Linked DNA regions of Homo sapiens: region 1 is linked to region 2. Evidence: chromatin contacts called from ENCODE Hi-C or POLR2A ChIA-PET data. All regions are on one chromosome and are shown on one strand. The core of a region is the stretch at or near the end of the contact, and the rest is flanking DNA. Distances in the headings are between cores, read along the strand shown. Region 1 overlaps ENOX1 (ecto-NOX disulfide-thiol exchanger 1). Region 2 overlaps ENOX1 (ecto-NOX disulfide-thiol exchanger 1).

Evidence for each region. Hi-C counts contacts between places; a loop is a spot of excess contacts on that map. ChIA-PET counts read pairs that join two places held with the same protein, here RNA polymerase II (POLR2A). Pooled maps may share reads with other maps.
Region 1: a loop to region 2 is called in a map of posterior vena cava, with 2.0 times the contacts of the local background. The contact joins two enhancer-like sites. A Hi-C loop is called at or near these places in 1 of 168 maps with a recorded cell type or tissue (posterior vena cava) and 2 of 50 pooled maps. POLR2A ChIA-PET finds 5 or more read pairs at or near these places in 2 of 52 experiments (H1 and HEK293T).

Annotation. Positions count from the first base shown.
Region 1 is chr13:43,684,510-43,688,952 of GRCh38, forward strand. The region is part of intron 1 of ENOX1 (ecto-NOX disulfide-thiol exchanger 1); the gene reads right to left. Among named protein-coding and RNA genes, the nearest start is that of ENOX1, 100 kb to the right of the region's middle. Within about 2 kb of position 2,227, at least 6 of the 41 ENCODE cell types and tissues checked have a DNase peak (open chromatin) inside an H3K27ac peak, as active enhancers do.
Region 2 is chr13:43,556,068-43,560,664 of GRCh38, forward strand. The region is part of intron 2 of ENOX1 (ecto-NOX disulfide-thiol exchanger 1); the gene reads right to left. Among named protein-coding and RNA genes, the nearest start is that of ENOX1-AS2, 110 kb to the left of the region's middle. Within about 2 kb of position 3,101, at least 3 of the 41 ENCODE cell types and tissues checked have a DNase peak (open chromatin) inside an H3K27ac peak, as active enhancers do.

The sequences.
Region 1 (4,443 bases), core at 977-3,476, 130 kb after region 2:
TGAAGGGTGATCCAAAGTCCTTTTATAGCAGATTCATCAGTCCCATGATAGCACCTCTAATCCACACTAGTGACAGTAACAACTGGAGAATAATAATATATTTGTTTTTGAGGCCCTGGAACATCTCTGAGGACTATCGCCCTACAGAGAACAGGTAATCTTCAGAAGCACTTGAATTCCCATGTTTACATTTACCACAGAGACTGATATGACCTCTTTGGAGGGAAGGAACAAGTAAGAGCTAAACTAAGCCAATGCTTCTTTCTGCATAGTAGCCATAGTCAACCATAGACAGCGAAAGTTGTGTCTCTTTACAGATTTTTTGGAGCAATATTTTCCCTAATTACAAAATAGGAATGCATATGTTATACTCAGTCAAATCAAAAAAAATAATGATCATAGCTAAATAATACCACTATAAATATTTGAACTTTGTAATGGTTTTCAAAGAAGTAGTATTTAGAATGTCTCTTTAGAACTGCTAGTTTTTAGAAATTACTGTCCCTTAAGCATTTACTTTCTTTTTGGCCTTACTGTGTAAATCATGCTGCTCTTCCTCGATTTCCCAGGATCCCCAAGGCTGTGCTCTACAATGCTTGCTTTAAATAAAACTTGGTGCCAAAGAGTCTGCCGCAGCTTTCAAGTTCACCCGGACGACACTTTCCTACAATGGGTCTCTTCATACTTCACTATATCCGGATCTAGTTGATCCGCATTTTCTGCACAAAGTCTCACTTCCCAGCAATTGCAATCTGCATCTTGCATAGTTTCCTTCTATTCCCCTGGGTAGCTTGCTGCCAGGAAGGCAGAGGAGAAGAGGAGCTTTTTGATGCTAACAAGGCCTCTGTGTAGGACTCATAGCTAATGGTAAGGAGTTGAGTATGGCATTTCTCAGGGGAGCCCAGGTGAGTGAAAGTGTAAGGGCACAGCTGACAGCCATGTGCGTACCTCGCTGCTGGCCTAAAGTAGGTCCTCCAGCCTCTGAGCAGTAACCTGTTCATGGCTTACATCATGAAAAAATGAGTCAGTGCACTTGGCAACTCATGCCCTAAAATAGGTAAGGCCTGAACTCAAAAGGAAATTCTGAAAGAAAGGCATTATATGGTGACAGGTTTTTTTTTAAGTTGCCGGTGGTAGGATAAAAGCTAATGAATTATGAACATCTGTATTATTCTGCTGTCTTCCTCCTTCTGGACTTTTAGATGACTGTAAGCTCAACTTTGAGCTCAGCTAGTATTTTCTCCTGGGCATTCTGAGAAATGAGAACACATTTGCCTGCTGGGAGGCATACCCATTACTTATCAAATTAGCCCTCCTCAAGAATCTAACAGACTTGTCACTGCCTTTAGAAATCCCAGAAGGAAACACACACACACACACACACACACACACACACACACACACTACATGGTTGAAACACTCAGAAATCTCTTAATATATGTGAAGTCTTGGCCAACATACAGCAACCAAGGAGTCAAAAGTCATGTATGAGTCCTTAGGGATAATCTTTAAGCAGGCTCTTGCCACTGTCATGATTGGAATAGCAAAGGAAAAGCACCTGACCTTCTAAACAAAGAAGAAACAAATCAGTAAAGCTTAGATATTGGGACTTAATAACAAAAGATAACCTTAAGTAGCTCTCGGGATATACCAGGACTTTATTTGTGTTATCTCATTTAATCCTCATGATAATATCTTGAGGTAGACTGGTAGTATTAATATTCTCATTTTTTAAGATGAGAAAATCAAAGTGTAGGAAGCTTTAGTAACTCATTCAAGTCTCCCCTGTTAATCAGAGATGGGATGTGAATGCATGCTATCAATTACTTCTGCTTATCAGTGGTCAATGATATTTTCTATCAGGATTAGCCTACATCCAATAAATTTTGAAAGATGAAGGAAAAGATGAGCAGAAAAAAAATGCAGGAGTTCCTTATTTTTTAACAAAGTGAAGATAATACAGGGAAAGAACACAATGTCAGTCCATTTCTGTGTTATCTGGCTTACTGAGGCAAAAGGAGGTTCTGAACTCGAACCATATGAATGTTGACCCACAAAGACCAGGGTTTGTTCTTAGCTAAGTGAGTCTTTGGTTAAAGATTCTCACATAGACTCTGAGACCTTACACACATGGTATCACACTCATTCAAATGCAATTTTCCCCATTTGGCTATTTCAAGTAGTCAACACACAGAAACTGCGTTTTCCTCCTGTGTCTCCTTGGGGAGGTCAGGGAGGGGTGGTGACATCATGGGAACAGTGTCTGTCTTCTCTCCTATGACTCATCCGAGTATGTCAAAGAAATGCTGCTAATGCTAGTCCTGCAGCATGAATTATCCTATCTGCCAAGCAAACTCGTGGAAAACAGCATACTCTCTCCATCACAGCCCCAAAGAAAGGTAGAAAAGGCAGCAATGAAAAACTACTCATGCAAAACCAAAGCACAAGAGAAGTGAACTTTACTCACTTCCTCCGCTCCTCACAAAAAAGTATATATACATTTCCATTTTCATGTTGCCAGAAATAGGTAACGACGGAATTTGATTCCTCCTCTGTGCTCTCACACCACTTTGTACAAATTGCTAAATTACAATGCTTACCATATTGTCCTATAATTAGATTTTAGGTGTCTGCCTTCTCACTAGTGTAATAACTCCTTTTTTCCCTTACCATTTGTATTCCAAGCATCTGGTATCACATTTAACAAATATTTGCTAAACAAACAAATGAAAGGTTGAATAAATGGCATTTGCTCAAGGGCTCTCTCTAACTAGGACAAAAGTAATGTTCTTTTTCCTCTATTCTTTGTGACTGAAAATGGCTGACACAGTCATATTGGACGGGGGAATGGATCATGTCAATCTGGAGTATTGGGTGTCTCAGATGTTCTGGCAGTTACTGAATGAGTGTCGTATGTGTGGTTACACATGTATCTCATAGTTTCCTCTGCTTTTGTATTCTACAGAGTTTGTCTCTTCCCCACTTGTACCCACCAAGCCAGCCTATTTCATGATTGGCTCCCTTAATCACTTATTTTCTTTGAACTTAATTAGGTCAATTAAAATCCTTACTCTAAGAAGGCACTCTTCTTATTTTAAGTTGCAGGAGAGAGAGGAGGGCGGGAAACATCACTTGATATTACCCTACAGTGCATGCTATGTTCCAAGCATGATGGAGGCTGGATATTCAGCAAGACTCAGTACATCCGTGGCCCTTCCTCTTGCAGAATTTACAGTCAGTGGGAGAAAGAGAGATAAATCATAAGGCCAATCAAATGTAGTAACTATAATGACAGATGAAGCACAGGGTGCTATGGGCCACACAGGAAGGAAACCAAAGCCAATCTGGAGATCAGGAAGAGCCTCTAGACAACATACCTTTTACATTTTGACCTGAGAGATAAGTGAGACTTATCCAGGTGAAAGGAGAATGTAGGAAGGGGGAGGAGGAGACCCAGAAACTAGAGAGAACACAATATAAACAAAATACTCAAAGCTACTGAGGAGGGCTAGTGTTTAAGTGAGAAGGCAAACTCAGGCTCCAGCTATTTTCCCATTGCCCTTATCCTAAGGGCAATGGGAAGCCTTTGGAGGATTTTAACCAAGGTAGTGACATTTGGATCCGAGTTTTGGGAGAGAGACCTGGGTTGTAGGTAAAGTCACATAGATTTGGGAGTGGTATCATTAACGGGAGGTTAACTGCAACAAGTAGACCTTCAACATTTCCTTTTAGCAAGATTACTGTGGTGCCATATGGAGAATGGATTATAAAACTGTGAGACTAGATGTGTAGAAACCACTTAGGATGCTATTTCAGTAGTCCAGATGAAGATGGTAATGGTGACATTTGAAATGGAAAGAAGTGGATGGGTTCAAAAGAATACTAGACAGAATTAGCAGGCCTTGGCAATTGACCAGATGAGAGGTTGGCAAAATTTATCTGCAAAGGACTAGATAAGAAATGCTTAGCCTTTGCCAGCCATATGGTTCCTGTCACCACTACTCAACTCTGCTGTTTAGTGAGAAAGTGGACATAGACAATATATAAATGAATGAGCATGCCTGTGTCCCCATAAAAACCTATTTACAAAAAAACAGGCCATAGGCCAAATTCGACCCAAGGCTAGGGCATGCCAACTCCTGGATTAAATGAGGAGTGTGGCAATCAGAATAGTAAAAATGGCTCCCAAGTATGTGAACTCAGCGTCTGGTTGTCCGGGGCTACTATTTGCAGAGAAAGGGGCACAGGAGAAGGAGCAGGGTCAGAGGGAAGGAGGCAGTGACCAGTTTTAGACAAGCTGAGTTCAATATACCTGAAATATATCACCCAAGATGTGTCTAATAAGCAGTTAGACAGTTGGATCTCAGTTTCAGGAAAAAAGATCTGGGCTCTAGGTAAGTTGTTTTAGTTAGGGTCATCTAAAATATACTAACAGGCCACAAA
Region 2 (4,597 bases), core at 1,851-4,350:
ATGAATGTTCAATGTATAGCAAAAAGCATCCCATGGTGAGCTCTCACTGTAACATGGGACGTAAATAATTGTATTTTTTCTAAATCTTTAATCGCTCCCATTCTCTTTGATGCTTCCAGGAAAACAAGCAAGCAACTAAAAGAAGTTACTAGGCTAACTTGCCCAGTTTTTTTTTTTTTAACTCTAGAACTAATTATTTCTCTTTTCTAATATGTAGTAAAAGACAAAAGAAACATTTTGCAGAGATTCATATTATAGAACATTAGGCTTTCCCTTAAGGATACGTATTTCCTCACTTACAGAGATGATAGTGAATACTGACACTATTTTGACTCCACCACAGCTTTTGCTTTGCAGTCATACTGTTTAATTAAAAATAGGTTTTTTTCTTATAAGCTCAAATTACTCTACTGTAGATCTCTCAAACTTCGTAGTAAGTTGAAGCTGAGAACTAAGAGGTCACATCAGGAAATTTATTTAGATAGGTCATAACTGGCAAATCAGCAACAAAAGAAAGCAGGGCTTCTCAACATCTTGAAACATTCATTCATGATTAATTATTTCTTTCATTCCACAATTATCTATTAGACACTTGAGTATCATGCTTGGGCTTGATGATAATTATATCAAAGAAAGTTCCCAGAAGGTTCTATTCTCAAAAAAAAAAAAAAAGTCTGACCATCTAAGTGGGTACATAAGTCACCCAATACTTAAAATGTTAGCTAACATTAGAAGATGTAAATTATATAAAAGCTGATTGTCACAAGTGCCATATATGGCTACGTGCCAAAGAAGGGCTACAGTAAACTTTTATAAAGAAACCTCTATTGGCAGGGATTACCAGGGAAGGGACTAGGGGAGAGGGTAAAAGACCTGAGCTACATAGAATTTGAATAAGTGAAAAAGAAAAGGACACATGCTTCAATCAGTAGGAAAAGCCTGGGCAAGCCAGTGCAGGCACACAGTGCAGTGCGAAGCAGGAGAGAGTTCACAGTGCAGATCAGTGGTAGGTCAGGACATTAGAGTCCCACCCCAACACGCAGGAAAGACAGTGGCTGGACTGCATATCTTAAGGTAGGAAAGTTTTTACTTCAGATGGGAGAAAAATAGAGAGTCAGGAGAATTCTGATACCATGTCCAAGTCCAAGACCATTTGGGGAGTCAAAACTGTACAGAAAGAAATATCTTCTCTAGAAGCAGCAGATTTCATGTATGGCCAGAAGGTGGTAGGGGTTTCCATAAAGCGGTCTGAGGCTATCAGGAAGCCTGTTTCTTATAGAAAAGGGGTTTCAGAAGACCCAGGGACAAGACACAATTTCAGGAAAGGGGCACTGGGAGGATGGTTCTTTTAGCAGAAACCTCCTCACAGGAACAGGGATGAGTGCCTAAGGGAGGAGCTCCTGCCTGGGAGAGGCAAGAAAGGCAGAAATGAGAAGCAGGGTGGCTCTGACTTATCTTCCTGGTCTAAATGGAACCTAGTGTCTTGCTGGTTCAGGAGCCTCATTCTGGCCTAGAAATAGCACCCCACTTCCACCTCACCAGCCAGGTTCCAACCGTATAAGTAGTTGAGCTGAAAACAGGAGATTCATTTTGTGTGGTGCATACCCATAGTTCCAGCTACTCAGGAGGCTGAGGCAGGAGGATCATTTGAGCCCAGGCATTCGAGGTTGCAGTGAGCTATGATCATGCCACTGCCCTTCAGACTGGGTGACACAGTGAGATCTTGTCTCTAACAGAAGTTTTAAATTTTTAAAAAATTCATTTTGTGGTTGTAAGTACAAAAAAAACCTCAATAATGATGAGAAAAAAGATATACGAAGATTTGTTGGTTAGGAGATCATAGCTGATAGGGTGTGTACTACTTACTACAACTGCTATTCTCCCACACTCACACTATCTCCTGTCTTAAGAAGTTTAAGCAAATCTAGGCCCAGTGTCCCACTGAGGGAAATCACAAGAGGACTTAGAGGGGTCCCATCCATGAGAGCTGCACCATGAGTACATGCTACTTGGAAGGCTGCTTCTGTGGTCATTCTGAGAGCTGGGAAACCAACCTGGTGCTGAGCTGTCCAGAAGGCAGCATCTGCTGATTCTGGTACCACTGGGAAGAACAGGACACATCTTTACTAGGGAACCAGCTGCTAGTCAACAGCTGCCCCTTCTGCTCCCCAATAAGCACCTTTCTGATTACTGTCAGTTTTTCAGCAGAAAGGCCATCAGCTGTTGTGTTAATGATGGGGCTTCACTGGTTGGAAGAATTTTGCAGTCTCCAGTCTGAACTATTCCTCTGGGTGTCCTTATTCAAGCAGCAGTTAATTTGAAAACAATTAGCTGGTTGTTCACTTCCTTAAGGCAAAGCAATACTGGATGGGCTACCAGGTTGGACTAAGATTCCAGCAGAACACTCTGAAGGAGCCAGGATATTTCTAGGATGGGTCTGCTTTGTGTTGGCTTCAGGAAAAGTCTAGCATTTCTAACCCTGATCATTGGGAATTAGTCACTATTTCCCTTAGTTGCTCTGGCAGGCTTTCATTTATTTTTGCCTGGGTGACAAGGAGACACTTCTACATTTCAACATTAAACAGACTGGACGATTCATTTGTTTTCTTCTTTTTTTCACTCTTCCAGGTAAAGGGAAAATGGATCCTTATGGTGAATTATAGATGAGAAATCAATGAAAGATACAGAGACTAAAGAGAAGTAGAGTTTTATAAAAAGCAACTGGATTTGTTTTATAAAGTAGCAGATTTCCTTTTACAGGCTGGCCAACATAATCTTTGGGACTGAAATATCTTTCTGATAAGAGTATGTATTTTCTGTCACTGAATCCTCTACTTATATCCCCTGCCACACTTCATCCTGTTAATGAGGACAAAACAATATGAGGAAAGTTTTTCTGTTTTCCTCAGTCTCCCAATTCCTCACCTCTCTTCTCTGCAAACCACTCGGCTTCCATAACAAAAAGGATGACACAAACAGAGTAAAAATATGTTACCAGAGACTTTCTCAGTTCATGGCAATATTCAGTCAGCTAAATCTGGCAAACTCATACACATCTGGCCTGCTGGCAAGTCTGACTAGAATTCAGCTGTGCCTGTACAAGGAAGCAGGGGAACAGCATTTAGAGTTAGACAGCCCTATGGCCTGCTGAATCCTCAAATATGCAAGGGGCTTATTCACAAAATGCTTCACAAAAAATGGCTCCTCCAAACACATGCATACTTATTTGATGTTTTTATACTTTTTTCTTTTCAGTGCTAAGCCATCTTCTTTAGTTAGAACTATTTTTATCCTTTGTCACTTTATAAACTGCAATGGAATTCAGTATTCCATGTACAACCTTAATTTTCTGTATGACATGGAAAACAATATGGGAATCAGAGGGACTTAAAACTAAGTCTATGGAGCCCAATTCCCAAATTGCAGATTTAGGTCTTACTGTCTCTCAGGCAGATTAGATGACTTCTGAAAAGAAATACTTATTTAAATATGCTTATTTTATTGTTATTGAGGTATGCATAAATTATCCCGTTATAGCTATCCAAAACTGTGAACAACAGAACAAGACCCCAAACTGCAGAGAATATATCAACTCAGTTGCAAAAGATAAGACAGTAGGAAAGGTGCCATACAGAACAATATTGGGAGTTAGCATCATGAAGAAGGTTAGCAAGATGTGTTTATAATACAACTTTCATTCCAACAGAAATTATAACATGCTAAGAGCATGGACCTCGAGGAAAAAATATCTATTTTGGTGGGCTAAGTAACTTTTGGAAAAGACTAAAACACAAACTCCTTTAGTAAAATGCTTTAATATACTCTAGGCCTTTTCTTTAAAAGTAAGGTATGATTAAACTAAAACTTTCAAGTAGTTCAATGAACTAAGCAAGAACTGTTGGCTTCCCTCCAACCATAGTCCCACTTGCTAGAGATAATAACCATAAAAGTTTCATGTGCAGCCCACACATAAACAAGCATATACAGCTGCATATTTACACACGTGTGTATTTGCTGGTACAGGCCTAAAATATGGAAACATTTGCTATTTTATTAAAAAGTGCTCATACCATATATAATATTCATGCAACATTGTTCTGTATCATTGACATAGATGGGTTTGTTCTTTTTAATGGCTATTTTATGTACTATTGAACAGGTATGCTATAATACCTATATTCCTATTGGTATGCTTTTAGGTTACTTCTGAGTTTTAACAATTAAAAAATACGCAATATGTCTTCTTACAATTATAACTTTCTAACTTGTATAGATAGAACTAAAACTTCTCCAAAAATTATTATTCCAAGCTACACTCCTTCCAACAGAGTAACAATTTCTCACCACCACTAGATAGCATCAACTGTTTAAATTGTGTCCAATGGACAACTGAAAAATACTCTCTTATTTTAATTTTTGCCATCATTAATGAGGCCATCTTTGCTTGGCTGTTATATTTTTCTTTGAATAGCCCATTCATATTCTCTATTTGTTTTCTTCCACTGAGTTGTTACTTTTTACTAATTGAGTCCCTTGTTTCACAGAGAAATTAGCCCATCATCTGTCATGTGTACTGCAAATATAATTCCTAATTTTT